Regions from separate parts of the Homo sapiens genome. Here region 1 is linked to region 2. Evidence: chromatin loops called from intact Hi-C (ENCODE). Cell type or tissue: PC-3. All regions are shown on one strand. Links, peaks and the distances in the headings refer to the core of each region. The heading gives the core; the rest is flanking DNA.

Region 1 (8,343 bases), core at 46-8,045, 260 kb after region 2:
ATAATTGATAATCAATCAATCATTCACCATATTGACAGGCTGAAAAATAATATGAGAATCTTAATAGATGCCAAAAAGAGATTTGACAAAATTCAATACATGTTCATGAAAAAAAAAAAATGCCTCAGCAAACTACAAATAAAAAGAAACTTTTCACCCTGATGAACTGCATCTGTGAAAAAACTACAGCTAACATCATACTTAGTAGTAAAAGACTGGATGCCTTCCCCATAAGATTGAGAAAAGACAAAGACGAACACTCACACTGCTTTTAGTCAACTCTATAATGAAAATGTAATGGATATATAAAAAAAAATAAAAGGTGAACAGATAGGAAAGGAAGAAGTAAAACTATCTTTATTCACAAATGACTTGACTACCTTTGTAGAAAACCCCAGAGTATCTACAAAAAAGAGTCCTAGAAGTAAAAAGTGCATTTAACAAGGTTGCAGGATACAAAGACAATATACAAAAATCAATATACTAGCAATATACTAGTAATAAAAAATTGGGAGTAAAATTAAGAAGAAATGCCACTTACAGTAACATCAAAATATATGAAAAACTTAGAAATAAATTTAACCAAACATGTCTAAGACCTGAACATGGTAACAGACAGTGCGGTATTGGCATTAAAAATACCCAGAGAAGGCCAGGCGTGGTGGCTCACGCCTGTAATCCCAGCACTTTGGGAGGCCGAGGCAGGTGGATCACGAGATCAGGAGATCGAGACCATCCTGGCTAATACGGTGAAACCCCGTCTCTACTAAAAATACAAAAAATTAGCCGGGCGTGGTGGCGAGCCCCTGTAGTCCCAGCTACTCGGGAGGCTGAGGCAGGAGAATGGTGTGAACCCAAGAGGTGGAGCTTGCAGTGAGCCAAGATCACGCCACTGCACTCCAGCCTGGGTGACAGAGTGAGACTCCATCGCAAAAAAAAAAAAAAAAAAGTACCCAGAGAACCCTGACATAACTCACACATATACTGTCAACTGATATTTTAGACAGGTCCCAAAATAATGTAATGGGGGAAAAGTTGGTCTGACAAATGGTGCTGGGAGAATTGAAAATGCAACAAAACAAAAACCCCAAAAAAAGCCACCTGTGTATAAAAAAAATACTTCGTCGTTTTTATTCCAGGTTCCTGGCCCAAAGCTCCTAAAACCCTCAGAATTTCCTGAGTGACAGAGTGTCTTTTGTTATTCCTAACATGCCCTTCTCAACCAAACCTGAGTTTATGCTAATGAACTGACTCTTAGAGGGCCCCTAGATAGCTCCAGGACAGGCGCTGGTCACCAGAAATATCAAGCCATGATCAGAGGGTTAGAACTTTCAGTGCCCTACCCACACCTTCAGGGAGTGAGAGGAGCTGGAGATTGAGCTCAGTCGCCAATGGCTAATGATGTAATCAATCATTATGTAAAGAGGCCTCCATAAAAAATCCCTGAAACAGGGCTTAGGGAGCTCCCAGGTTAGTGAACACATGGATGTGCTGGGTAAGTGGCACACCTGGAGAGGGTATGGAAGCTCTGCAACCCTCCACCCTAACTTTGCTCTAAGTACCTCCTCCACTTGACTGTTCCTCAGTTTTCTCTTTTATAATAAACTGGTAATAGTAAATAAAGCACTTTCCTGAGTTTCGTGAGATGCTCTAGCAAATCCCATTCCTGAGACCAATTATGACGTCTTTTTTTCTAACACCACTTCTGACACCAAATGTCTGAGGGTTTCCACACCAATTCTTCAACATCAAGCGGGTATCCAACAATTCAGTTAAATTCTGCCACCATCCAAAATTAGTGGGATCCCACAAGTTAAGGGGTCCCACAAGGCTGCCCTCACTTCAGATGCAACTCACAAGTCCCAGGGGCAACCCATATGTCTGAAACAACCAGCTATAGATTTGGGGATTCCCCTAAACTCCTCAGGTTACTTAATTCACTAGAATGACTCAGAATTTAAAAAAAAAAAAAAAACACTTTATTTACTATATGCAACTCAGGAACAGACCAATGGAACAGATGCATAGGGCAAGGTATGGGAAGAGGGAGTACAGAGCTTCCATGCCCTCTTTAGGAGTGCCAACCTCCTAGAAAATCAATGTGTTCACCAACCTAGAAGCTCCCTGAGCCCCATTTTTTGTTTTGTTTTTTTGAGACAGGGTCTCACTTTGTCACCCACGCTGGAGCACAGTGGCACAATCACAGCTCACTGCAGCCTCAATATCTCAGGCTCAAGCAATCCTTGCACCTCAGCCCCCTCAAGTAGCTGGGATTACAGGAATGTGCCACCACACCCAGTTAAGAGGGTTTTTTGTTTGTTTGTTTGTTTGTTTGTTTGTTTTGGTAGAGATGGGGTTTTGCCATGTTACCCAGGCTGGTCTCAAACTCAAGCCATCCACCTGCCTCAGCCTCCCAAAGTGGCAGAATTACAGGCATGAGCCACCGTGCCTGGCTCTGAACCCCGCTGTTTAAGGGTCTTTATGGAGGTTTCATTACCTCCATAGGGAGACATGAATGACTAAATCACTGGCCACTGGTAACTGAGCTGAATCTCTGGCCCCTTTCCCCTCTGGGGGGAGAGGGTGCTAAAAGTTCTAATCCTCTAACCCATGGCTGCTTTTTCTGACAAGCTGCCCCCCCATCCTGAAGCTATCTAGGGTCATCTCATTACACAACAAAAAGCACTTGGACCATTCAGGAAACTCCCAGGGTTTTAAGAGCTCTGTACCAAGAACAAGGGCAAAGACCAAATATATTTTTTATTCTCTTTCACAACATATATAAAAATTAACTCAGAATACTTCAGAGTCCTAAATATAAGATATAAAAACTACAAAAGTATTAGAAAACAGGAGAAAATCTTTCTGACTGTGGGGTAAAACAAAATTTCTAAAATTCACAAAAAGGTACAAACCATAAAAGGAAAAAAAAATGATAAATCAGTCTTCATACATGTATACATACGTAACAAACCTGCACATTGTGCACACGTACCCTAGAACTTAAAGTATAATAAAAAAAAGAAACAATATGTAAATTTTTAAAAAATCAGTCTTCACATAAAAAACTTTTGTTCTTCAAAACAAATTATAAGGCAGAAAAATGACAGGCCATTTAGTGGAAGAAAACTTACCAAGTATAACAGATAAAAGTCTTGTATCAAGAATATAAAAAAAAACAAAAAAAAAACCTTACAACTCAATGAGATGAGATTCTAAGAAAAACATTGGGAAAAAATTCAAATAAACAAGTCATCAAAACAGATATACAGGTGACACATATGAAATGTAAACTAAAACTACAATGAAATATGACTTTGTATCCATTAGGATGCCTACAATTTTTAAACCTCATATTATCAAGTGTTGGTAAGCATGTGGAACGCCTGAAACTCTCATCCGTTGCTAGTGGGAATGCAAAATGATACCGAAAACAGTTGGCAGTTTCTTACAAAACTAAACACACAGGATAAAACCAGTAATTCTACTTCTGACTATTTACCTGAGAGAAATAAAATTATGCATTGCCAAAAAGGTGTGTGTGAATGGTCACAGAAGTGATGCATAAAAGCCAAACGATGGAAAAACCCAAATGACCATCACCTAATGAATAAACAAACCGTGAAACAGTCATACAATAAATACTATTCTCAGCAATAAAATAAAATACATGCCAATAAAATGAAACTAGTGAAACATGAATATGGATGAAGCTCAAACCATTATGTTAAATGAAAGAGGTCAGACACAAAAGACTACCCATAGTATGAGTCAATTTATTTTAAAATTACAGAAGATGCTAAACTAGGAGCAGCAAGGAGATTAGTACTTTCAGAGATCAGGGCAAGGGAAGGGGCTTGACTGCAAATGGACACAAGAAAACTTTTTAAGTAACGAATATGTTCTGTATCATGATTCTGATCATGGTTTAAATACCTGTCAAAATTCATCAATTATACATTTTAAATTGGTAAACTTTATTCCAAGTAATTCATACCTAAATAAAACATTTTTTATTCCAACAAACAATATATGACAACAACAAAAAAACAAAACCCTATATAGCTAAACTAATACAAACTTGTTAAACTACTACAAATTTGTGGTATCTATCCCTTCACGTTACTTATCAAACTCTCTGAAGGACTAACAGTTAAATACATAAATATGACAATCTAAGATTCTGAAACAACAACGGCCAGGTTACTTCATAGTCCAACGTGCCCACACATCTATCCAGATCATGACATTTTTATCCATATGAACAGCACACAACATTCAATAATGCATGTTGACAATTTTAGTGACAAGTCACTCTTTAGTCATAACATAATTTACTAGAATTCAAAAGCAGAAGCAAAACTACCTTTACTTTTTTATAAAACCCACACTGGTGTAATTCAGTGAAACAATTTAGGGTTCTACATATAGCAATCAATTACCAAGAATTGTTTATCATATATCTTAGGAAATTTCAAAAGAAAAAATCCTCATTCTCAGTAATTTCTCACAAAATTTCATTTCAAAAATGTTCTGGTAAAAACAATGCATGTGCACTTTGTTACTTTGAATTAGAAAAGTAAAAGAACAAAAATAAACAGATGACGGTGATTTCACATTTACATCCAACGCAGCAGCCCAATCAGACTTCTTTAGAATTTTGTGATTGGCAAATATTAAAATTTTAACTACATAAACATTTTGAAATAGCAGAATTGTTTTGACTTGTGTGTGTGTGTATGTGTGTGTGGGTGTGTGTATGTAAGGCAGAGAGACAGACACACACACACACACACACACACAGAGAGAAGAGAGAGGGAGAGGGAGAGAGAGAGAAGGTAAACTAAAAGTGATTAAACAGTTTTTAGAATATGTAAGGAGGCAGCACACATTCAGTCCAATCTCACATAATCCATGTAGCCAATGCTTCACAAGAAGCTTTGACTAACAAAATTATTTTTCTTAGTATTCTAAGAGAAGTACAGGCAAGCCATGAACCCAGAAGTGGTGTTCTAATCTACAAGAAAGAATACACAACAGTGATTCCCAACCTGAAGGGTATGACTGTGATCACACATTTACATCCAATGTAGCCGGCCAACCAGAAAGACTTTTCCAGAATGTCACGATCAACAATATATTAAAATTTGGGGTATAGCACACCATGTGAAAACACATTATGTATGGGAAACACTGTCTGTATCTGTGACAACTATGACATATTTTTATCTGTATTTACATATTACTGTGGTTAATAGAAACATCCATTTTAATACATTACTGTAACAATGACATTTTGACATTACACACCTTCTCAATGTAGGGCCACTAAAATGTCTAAGTGTATAAAATTTTAAGAACTTTAAAGAGACACCTCATATTCCTTCTAGGTTCTAGATTAGAAACCACAGTCTAAGAGAAAACTCTGTCCTAACTGTCAAGAGAAGTAGTTTCAGCTAAGCCACCACCTTTAACCAGGTCTTTCACTTCACAGGGATTCTATAAAATTAAAGGGTCTGAATTATTCTATAGGAACTCTTTTAGTCTAAAATTTATCTTCTCAAATGTTGTAATGGGTCGGGCACAGTGGCTCGCGCCTGTAATCCCAGCACTTTGGGAGGCCGAGGCAGGTGGATCACTTGAGGTCAGGAGTTCAAAACCAGCCTGGCCAACATGGTGAAACCCCGTCTCTACTCAAAATACAAAAATTAGCTGGGCATTGCAGCAGGTGCCTGTAATCCCAGCTACTCGGGAGGCTGAGGCAGGAGAATCACCTGAACCTGAAAGTCAGAGGTTGCAGTAAGCAGAGATCATACCACTGCACTCCAACCTGGGTGACAGAACATGATTTCATCTCAAAAAAAAAAAACAAAAAGAAAGTTGTAACAACAATTTAGGAACTCAGTTAATATCCCAATTTTAGTTTCCAAAAAAAGAAAAATACACTAATATACTTTGTATTTTTCAAAATTATTTACTTTGCATATATTTGCTTAATATAATTTGTTAATATAACGAAGTTATTTCAGAAAGTTTGAAGACAGAAAAAATATCACCTTTAATCCATGATCTTTTTTTTTTCATTTTTTCAAACAGGGTCTCGCTCTGTCACCCAGGCTGAAATGCAGTGGCACAATCACGGCTCGCAGCTTTGATCTTCCAAGCTCATGCGACTCTCCCACCTAAGCCTCCTGAGTAGCTAGGACTACAGGCACGCACCACCATGCCTGGCTAATTTTAGTATATTTTTGGAGAGACAGGGTTTTGCCATGTTGCCCAGGCTGGTCTTGAACTCCTAGGCTCAAGCCAACTGCCTACCTCGGCCTCCCAAAGTGCTGGGACTACAGGTGTGAGCCACCTGGCCCATGAACTTATTGGCACAGACATAGTTTACACAGCTACAGTAATAATGGCCATAACATTTTATATACAACTCTCTCTATGCTTGTAACAGGTTATTTTCCACACTCCATGTATATCACTTTATAAGTATCGTATTTATATGTCTTTATATGTATGACTTTAAATATCTACTTAACATTCTAATGAGCGCATCGGTATATAATAAGTCACTTAAAGAGAACATCCTGGTAGAGTCCTTAGAAAATTTCATCCTTGTATAAACATCATTGAGTATATATACACAAACCTAGATGGTATAGGCCAGGGGTCCCCAACCCGAGTTGATGAATGGTACTGGTCTGTGGCCTGTTAGGAACCGGTGACACAGCAGGAGGTGAGCACAGGCAAGGGAGCATTACTGCTTGAGCTCTGCCTCCTGTCAGATCAGCAGCCGCATTAGATTCTCATAGGAGCACAAACCCTACCGTGAACTACGCATGCGAGGGATCTAGGTTGCACGCTCCTTATGAGAATCAGGCCAAGGTGGCCTGATGATCTGAGATGGAACAGTTTCACCCTGAAACCATCCCCTACATAAATAGGATATATGGTATAACATATTTCTCTTAGGCTACAAACCTGTACAGTGACTGTATTGAATGCTGTAGGTAACTGTAACACAATGCTAAGTATTTATATGTACCTAAACAGAAAACGTACAGTAAAAATACAGTATTATAATCTTATGAGGCTGGGCACAGTGGCTCACCCATGTAATCTCAGCACTTTGGGAGGCCTAGGCAGGTGGATCACCTGAGGTCAGGAGTTCAAGACCAGCCTGGGCAACATGGTAAAAACCCCATCTCTACTAAAATTACAAAATTTAGCTGGGCATGGTGGCACACACCTGTATCCCAGCTACTCAGGAGACTGAGGCACGAGAATCGCTTGAACACTGGAGGCGGAAGTTGCAGTGAGACAAGATCACACCATTGCACTCCTGCATGGGTGACAGGGAGACCCCGTCTCAAAAAAATAAAAACAAATAATCTTATGGGACCAGCATTGTATAATGCAGGCTACTGTTAACCAAAATGTTGTTATGGAGCACATGACTGTATTTGTGTATATATATACATATATATAAAATAAAGTAAAATACTAGGACAAAAATAATAATTATTTATATTAGGGGATGAATAAAGTAGAGGAAGTAGGGTTAGAGAGAGTTCTCTCTGTATACATTTTCATACATTTTGACCTACCATGCTACTTTTTTAAACTAAAAATTGATTAAAAAACTTAAAATGTAAGTGAAGTACTTAATAATGCTAAATAATAGATTTCTGAGAAGTCAGAAATCACTTGGCCCAACCTCCAATGCAATGTAGGAATCTCTTTAATGTTTATCTGTTTTCCTAGCATTTTAGAAAAAAGATGTAGCCAAATTTACTATCAGTAAATAGGAGAGTGGTATGAGACAATTCAGAGAAGCTGCTTATTATATCCCAACCATTCCTGAAAAAAATCAGTGAATTAAAGCACAGTTTAAAGGCTGATTAATTCCAGCAAATAAATGCTGAGTCCCTGTTGTTTGCTGTGTTCTGAGAATGTAAAAGATGATTCTCAAAGAATAAGAGGAGTTCCTATGCTCAAGAAATTTGAGGCAAGACCATTTGCTAAGCTTTAAATATTTAGAAATGAGCAAGGTATCACTGGAATACAGTATTAATATATACAGAGAAACCTTTGTGGGAGAAGAAAAAGAAGAGGGAAAATGATGACTTTCAAGGGATGGAGAAGAGGCTAAAAGGATAATCAATAAACGGTACACTGTGTTTTTGAGGTTTCTTTTTTTTTTGAGCCGGAGTCTCACACTGTCACCCGGGCTGGAATGAGGTGGCGTCATCTCGGCTCACTGCAACCTCTGCCTCCCAGGTTCAAGCAATTATCCTGCCTCGGCCTCCTGAGTAGCTGGGATTACAGGCACCTACTACCACG
Region 2 (8,343 bases), core at 291-8,290:
CTTGCTCCTCAGCCTGCAGATGGCCTATACTTAATAAACTCATATATATATATATATATATATTCCATTATATATATATTCCATTAGTTCTGTCCCTCTAGAGAACCCTAACTAATATACCTGTGCATCTCTTTATCTAGCCGTTCATATATATTCTTTGTAATATTCTTTATAATAAATGAGTAAATTCTTTATAATAAATGAGTAAACACAAGTTAGTGTTTCTGTGACTCATCCTCACCAATTAATCAAACCCAAAGAGAGGGTCATGGGAACTCCAATTTATAGCCAATCAGCCATATATATAGGTGACAACCTACTACCTGTGATTGGTGTCTGAAGAGGGGCAGTCTTGTGGGTCTGAGCCACCAGATCTGTGGGATCTGATGCTATCTCCAGGCAGTTCATATCAGAATTGAATTATAGGATGCCCAGCTGTGTCTGCAGGAGAATTGCTAGCTCTGTGAGGAAAAACCTACCATACCTCTGGCCTTAGAAGAGTTCTGTGTTGTATTGAATGTATGAGAGTAGGAAAAACACTTTGGTTTATTTTTTCCTTTCTCAAATGCATACAGACTGTATGATTCCACTCATATTAAGTTTTCAGAAAAGACAATTCTGCCTTGCCTGATAAGGAAGGTAGGGAGAGAGAATGACTGCAATGAGTAGGGAGTTTCTTTAGGGCATGATGAAAATATTCTAAAATTAGATAGTGGTGATAGTTGTGCAACTCTGTAAATGTACTGGAAGTGTAAAATTATGCATTTGAAATCAGTGAATTTAATGATAAGTAAATTATATCTCAGTAAACTTGTTTAAGAGAGAAAAAGAGAGTTGAGTTAGTCAGGCTGCAGTTATCTGAAAGCTTGACTGGAAGTGAACAATCTGCTTCCAAGATGAAACAGTGTCATAGCTAACCAGTTGATGCTGGCTGTTGGCAAGAGGCCTCAGCTCCTCACCATGAGAACCTCTGCACAGGGCAGCTTGAGTGTCCTCACAACATGGCAGTGGCTTTGACAAGAGCAAGTGACCCAGGAGAGAGACCAGGCTGGAAACTGTAATGCCTTTTATAATTGCCACACTCTGTTACATACACAGTCCAGGCATGCTGCAGTGTGGGAGAACACTTCACAAGGGAGTGAATACCAGGAAGTTGTAATGATCTGGTGCCATCTTGGAGACTGGCTGCAATGCCATGGAACTGACAGGTTTTATCTTCAATATTAATAGGCATCATTTGGGCCATTCTTGTTTACTTACAGAGGTTACTGAAATTGCTACTCATAAATATGGACTAGCATAGTATCTCCGTGTTATCAGTTGTTTTGTTTTGTTTTGTTTTGTTCTGTTTTGTTTTAGTAGAGACAAGATCTTACTATGTTGCCCAGGCCAGTCTTGAACTCCTGGGCTCAAGCAATCCTCCCACTTCAGCCTCCTAAAACACTGGGATTATAGGTGCCAGCTAACATGTTCAGCCATGTATTGGGTCTTGATTGGTAAAATATGTAACATATAAATGTGTGTGTGTGTGTGTGTGTGTGTGTGTGTGTGTGTGAGAGAGAGAGAGAGAGAGAGAGAGAGAGAAATACTGAATTCCCATGATCCATTTGTTTGTTTGAAGGTCCAATATCCGTATTTTTAATATTTCTTCTATTTAGGGGTATCATACAGTTTTTAGTTTTCTTACCATATAATACATGTTGGACATGCATGTCTAAGATTTTAAGCTGCTTTCCTCTCCAGTTGGTGACAATAGAAGCCCTGAATCCCTATTGGGACATTTTGCAAACTAAGCCTGACATGAGGTAGGTAAAAAGTCAATCAATCTTATTTGTGGGTCTTCTGGACTTTCTGACTTCTGTTCCATTGGTATGTCTGCCCCTTTTCCAATGTTCCACTGTCTTAATTATTAGGGCTAAATAATATCTTAAAATTGAGTAGTGTGATTCCTCCATCTTTATTTGTTTTCAAAACAGTTTTAGCTATTCTGGTTCCTTTGTTTTTCCACATACGTTTTAGAAGAAGCTTGTTCATATCTACAAACAATCCTATCAGCATTTTGATTGGAATTACAATTCAATCTATAGATCAGTTTGGGGACAATCAACATTTTTTCATGTTGAGTCTTCTAGTCTCAGTGAGACTTCTCAGAGTGAGAAGTCAAGTCTTTCTCCCCCACGGGGTGGTCTTCTTGTGCTGGTGCCTTAATTATTGCTTGTCCATCTGTTCCCTTCTCCATACCAGATTCCTGATATCTTTGTCTGGCATTCTGGTCCTGGCATCTCTCATCTTCTTGCTCAGAATTTCCCACTGACTTGCTGTCTTGGCTCTGTTTTATGAGAGGCTTGTACTGTTCCATCTTTCAAACCAGAAATTCTAGTTTCAATAAAGGTGATTCTCTTTTTTATTTATCTGCCAATGTCTTGGAAATCAGAATTCATGCGTTCGTTCTCATCATGTCCTTTTGTGATGTAATCTCATCTCTTTACAGGGCCTCTTGCTCTTCTTACTGAAGCTCTCAGCCCATGAGCTCTGCCTCAAGAGAAGCCATATGTCTTCATCGCTCTCTCTGATCATCCTCCCTCAGTCCTGAATCCCCCTAAAGCCAGGACAATTCCCTTTGCCCTCTCAAAGTAGTCATGTGCCTACAGAGGAGACTCTTGGGAGACCCAGCTCACTCAGGTGGGTGAATGAAGGCACCATGCCTCTTTCATGGCATCTTCCTGCTGTTGCAGGAGGCAGACAGGGCTAGGCAGCGACTGAGAGTAGACAGGCCTTTGCAGATGCAAGGACAGTCCTCCCAGCAGCACACTTCAGCTCACACCTAAGTCCTTTTGCCAAAGTTCAGGACCACCCTATTCAAATGTCCCCCTGAAGGACCTCAGGGGTGCCACCTTCCTCTAAGTGGATGCCCTGCATCTACCAGGTCCCCTGTCACAGCAATGGACAGTGACATTTGGGGCCAGCTTTGCAGAGAGGCAAGATTTCTCCTCTTCAATGTATCAGTATTTGGAGGGATTTGATCAATTTAGCCCCTTGACAGCACAAGCCCACGAGCCTCACTTTGACACCTTTCCCCAGAATACTACAGCTTGGGAGCAAACGGCCTGCACAGCCCCCAGCTACAGAAACCATGCATGAACTACTGCTGTAAAGTGTAATTCTCTCTCCTTTGCATTAAGCTCCTGCAGGGCTCTGATTACACAGGAAAAGAAAATGTTGCTGAAGAAGATGGCTCTTCTGGGAAACCTGTCTCCAGCACTCTGCAGGAGGGAGAGGTCCTCCCAAGCTCACATTTAGTAAGAAGAGAAGGGGACTCTTCAAAGAGATGAGAGTGCATTTGGCTTCAGAGTGTGCCTTCGCCAAGAGAGGGTGCACTTCAGCAGGCAGTGGCATCAAGCTCTCACTCCACAGGATGACCAACGATGTTTCAGTCGCCCTTTTTCTGATGCTTCCTAAACAAATAAAGTGGCAGTAATTCTAGAGCTTAACCAGAAGAAAACTGCACATTCCCTCCTGAAGATATTGCCCTGACTATATCCATCCGGTTGTTACTCCTACATAAATGTTAGCCTGCTACATGAGTGTCCTGAGACTTTGATGACATTTAAATCAGCAGCTGCTCCAGCCTCCTACCTTCAAGCCAACTAGCAGTTCATTTCCCAAAAGAGGGCATGCTTTAAGGGCTAATGTCTCAGCCGACACTGGGCTGCTACTACAAAATGCAGAGCAGGGAGGCACGCGGGGCCAGGTGTCCACAACAAATAGAAGGTGTCCTGAGCCTCAAAAACCGGCCGTCTCCCCATGGAGGTCAGCACAGGCTTATTCATCAACTCTGCTCTTGTAAACACAGGCATCACTGGGTATAAAACATGCCATCAACTGAGTGGGGAGCATTTTTTCTATAACCCCTGTTGCCAGGTCATATAACCTATTGCCAGGTTAGATGACCATCACAAGGATGATCAGCCAGGACAGAGGGGTGACCTGGTGACCTGGGTCATGGTACTCTGCAGGGCTCCCTAGCTGTCTGGCCAGTCATTGGCAGCTCTGCAGAACATCAAGCAAGTTACAGGGTGGCACTGAAAGCTGATGGGTATCGAGAAGGTGGTGGCCACTTAGAAGCCCCACTGGGGCCTTCAAGAAGCTGATCACAAGGTGCATGTTCTTAGATGGACCTCTGGGCAGCTGCAGAGTGCAGGCTTACTACCCAGATCAGAAACCCCATGTAGGGTGAGGATTGTCACTGAGAGAGGAACTGGTGGAGGAAGTTCTGCTGAAAAAGTCCTGGTGACCCCATCCCCTGAGCAGAATGCCCAGGTAAGCCACCTCCTGTCTCTTCCTCCTTCCTTCTCTTTCATGCGAACACAGAAAAGGCAGCACAGCAGTGACACCAACCACACCGCAGTTCCCACCTGGAGAGGAGGTGAGGTCAAAAAACACATGCCCTGCCATGCCGGCTGGCCCTGAACACACCTTCCTCCATGCACACAGGTAGACAGGTGAATCCTGAGGTTACTGTTCCAAAACTCACCATGAGGGGCCAGTCACGGTGGCTCACTCCTGTAATCCCAGCACTTTAGGAGGCTGAGGCAGACAGAACACTTGAGGTCAGGAGTTCGAGACCACCCTGGCCAACATGGCGAAACCCCATCTCTACTAAAAATACAAAAAGTAGTCGGGCATGGTGGCAAACACCTGTAATTTTAGTTGCTCCGGAGCCTGACGAGGCATGAGAATCACTTGAGCCCAGGAGGCAAAGGTTGCAGTGAGCTGAGATCATGCCACTGCACTCCAGCCTGGATGACAGAGTGAGACTTCGTCTCAAAAACAAAACAAAACAAAACAAAAGGCCAGGAGCAGTGGCTCACATCTGTAATCCCAGCACTTTGGGAGGCCGAGGTGGGCAGATCACGAGGTCAGGAGTTCGAGACCAGCCTGGCCAAATGATGAAACTCCATCTCTGCTAAAAATACAAAAATTGGCCAGGCATGGTGGCACGTGCCTGTAGTCCCAGCTACTCGGCAGGCTGAGGCAGGAGAATCGCTTGAGATTCCATCTCAAAAGAAAAAAAAAAGAGAGAAACAGTCCTGGATCACAGACACCACCCCTCCCTTACTCTGGGCAGCAGTGGCCTGGTGCAGAGAGTGTCTCTAGATGCCGTGGGAGAGAGAACACAGCAATTGTGAGACATTGAACGCAGTGCAATCCTGTTAGAGGAGAAAGGAAAACCCAATCAAACTCAGCTGATGCCCACCCATTGAGGGAGTGTTTAAACCAGCCCTAGCCAGAGGGGAATGGTACCAACTTAAGTGCCTGCAAACCTCGCCACTGCCACCAAGGGCTACAGTGCTCTGTGTCTCCAAGTAAATTTGAAAGGAAGTCTAGGACATAAGGACTGCAACTCTTAGGTGGGTCCTAGTGTTGAACTAGACCCAGGGACAGTGGACAGGGATGTTGGGGACGAGACATACTGAGATACCAGCTGGGGCAGCCAAGGGAGTACTAGCATCACCCAACCCTTAGCCCCGGGATACACAGCTCATGGCTCCAAAAGAGACCCCTTCCTTCCACTTGAGGAGAGGAGAGGGAAAGTAGGGGGGACTTTGCCTTGCATCTTGGATACCATCCCAGCCACATCAAGATAGGGCACCAGTCAGAGTTGTGAGGCCCCTGTTCCGGGCCCTAGCTCCCAGACGACATTTCTAGACACACCCTGGGCCAGAAGGGAGCCCACTGCCTTGAAGAAGAAGAAAAAAAAAAGTCCTGGCAGCATTCATCACTTGCTAACTGAAGAGACCCTGGGCCCTGAATAACCAGCAATAATACCCAGGCACTACATTGAGCACCTTGGTGAGCCTCTGATATTTGCTGGCTTCAGGTGAGACTCAGCACATTACCAACTGTGGTGGCTACAGGGCAAAACTCCTGCTTGAAAAAAGCAGAAGAAAAAGTAAAGGGGACTTTGTCTTTCTTGCACCTTAGGTAACCGCACAGCCACAGGGGTGTAGAGCACCAATTAGGCTCTTAGAGTCCTTGATTCCAGGCCTTGACTCTTAGATGGCATTTCTGGACCTGCCCTGGGCCAGAAGGGAGCCCACTGCCCTAAAAGGTGAGTCCCAGGCCAGGCAACATTCACCACAAGCTGACTTAAGAGCCCTTGGACCTTAAGGGAACATTGGAGACAATCTGGCAGTATTTCTTGTGGCCTGGAGTGGCAGGGGCTGTAGGGCGAGGGGCTCCCTAGCTATCTGGCCAGTCATTGGCAGCTCTGTGGAACATTAAGCAAGCTACAGCTCCTCTGACTTTGTAAAGGGGAGGTGATATGGTTTGGCTGTGTCCCTATTCAAATCTCATCTTGAATTGTAGCTCCCATAATTCCCACATGTCGTGGGAGGGACCCGGTGGGAGATCATTGAATCATGGGGGCAGGTCTTTTCCCATGCTGTGCTGGTGATAGTGAATAAGTCTCATGAGATCTGATGGTTTTATAAAAAGGCCATTCCTCTGCACATGCTCTCTTGCCTCCCACCACATAAGACATATTTTTTTCTCCTTTGCCTTCCACCATGATTGTGAGGCCTACCCAGCCATGTGGAACTGTGAGTCCATTAAAACTCTTTCCTTTAACAATTACCCAGTCTCAGATATGTCTTTATTAGCAGTGGGAGAACAGACTAATACAAGAGGGAGGAGTGGGAAGGATTGCATCTGGTGGTTTGAGTGCCAGATCGGCCGCAATACAACAGAACACTAGATAGACTTCTAAGATTTTTGACTCTACTTCCTGACTCCCAGACAGCACCTCTGGACCCACTCAGGGCCTGAGGGACCTCGCTGCCCTACAGGGAAGGACACATGCCTAGCTGGCTTTGCCACCTGCTGATTTTAGAGCTACAGGGCCTTGAGCGAACATAGGCAGTAGCCAGGGAGTGGTTACAGCAGGCTTTGGGAGAGACTCAGTGCTTTCCTGGCCTCAGATCTGACCCAGCACAGTCATAGTAGTGGTGGCCACAGAGATGCTTGTGTCATTCCCTGCCCCAGCTTCAGGTGGCTCCCAACACAGAGAGAAATGGTGTGTTTGGAAGAAATTAAGGGAAGGATTACCTGGTAATCCAGAGAATTATCCTGGATATTGTCCAAAACCATAAAGGCAGTACCTCTACAGGTTTGGAAGAACCACAGTGCTACTGGGCTTGGAGCATCCGCCAAAACAGATACAGCTTAGATCACAATACCCAAGTCCTTTCAAGTATCTGGAAAGCCTTCCCAAGAAGGACAGCTACAAATAAACCCAGACAGTGAAGATTACAATAAATACCTAACTCTTCAATGCCCAGACACTGAAGAACCTCTGCTAGCATCAACACTATCCGGGAAAACATGCCCTCGCTAAATGAACTAAATAAAGCACCAAGGACCAATCCCGGAGAAACAGAGATATGTGATATTTCAGACAGAGAATTCAAAATAGCTGTGTTGAGGAAAACTCAAAGAAATTCAAGATAACAGAGGAGGAATTCAGAATCCTATCAGATAAATTTAACAAAGAGATTGAAACAATTAAAAAGAATCAAACAGAAATTTGGGAGCTGAAAAATGCAACTGGCATACTGAAGAATGCTTCAGAGTCCTTTAATAGCAGAACTGATCAAACAGAAGAAAGAACTAGAGAGCTTGAAGACAGGCCATTTGAAAATACACAGTCAGAGGAGACAAAACAAAAACAGAATAACAAACAATGAAGCGCACCTACAGGATCCAGAAAACAGCCTGAAAAGGGAAAATCTAAGGTTATTGGCCTTGCAGAGGAGAGAGAAAGAGATACGGATAGAAAGTTTATTCAAAGTGATAATAACTGAGAACTTCCCAAATCTAGAGAAAGATATCGATATCCAAGTACAAGAAGGCTGTAGAACAACACCAAGCAGATTTAACACCAAGCAGATTTCAAAGAAGACTATCTCAAGGCATTTAATAATCAAACTCCCAAAATTCAAGGATAAAGAAAGGACCCTAAAAGCAGCAAGAGGAAAGAAACAAATAACATACAATGGAGCTCCAATAGGCCTGGCAGCAGACTTTTCAGTGGAAAGCTTACAGGCCAGGAGATAGTGCCATGACATTATTTAAAGTGCAGAAGGAAAAAACTTTTACCCTATAATAGTATATCCAGCAAAAAGTATCCTTCAAACATGAAGGAAAAATAAAGACATTACTAGACAAACAAAAGCTGAGGGATTTCATCAACACCAGACCTGTCCTACAAGAAATGCTACAGGGAGTACTTCAATCAGAAAGAAAAGAACATTAATGAGCAATAAATAATCACCTGAAGGTACA

What was found. Hi-C counts contacts between places; a loop is a spot of excess contacts. Peaks named below come from ENCODE experiments on the same cell type or tissue, not always from the same donor. Only the 100,000 strongest peaks of a DNase experiment are listed, where the experiment ranks them.
Region 1: it touches region 2 in a loop (5-fold over the local background); 2 of 110 quality-filtered maps call a loop at or near these places.

What each region holds. Positions count from the first base shown.
Region 1 is chr9:91,344,902-91,353,244 of GRCh38, forward strand. The region is part of intron 3 of AUH (AU RNA binding methylglutaconyl-CoA hydratase); the gene reads right to left. Among named protein-coding and RNA genes, the nearest start is that of AUH, 13 kb to the right of the region's middle. In PC-3, for the core only: no CTCF peak of the experiment used is centred there; a DNase peak (open chromatin) is centred at 3,570; H3K27ac peaks cover 2,820 bases.
Region 2 is chr9:91,086,458-91,094,800 of GRCh38, forward strand. The region is part of intron 5 of LINC02937 (long intergenic non-protein coding RNA 2937); the gene reads right to left. Among named protein-coding and RNA genes, the nearest start is that of LINC00484, 28 kb to the right of the region's middle. In PC-3, for the core only: a CTCF peak has its summit at 3,361; a DNase peak (open chromatin) is centred at 3,384; H3K27ac peaks cover 411 bases.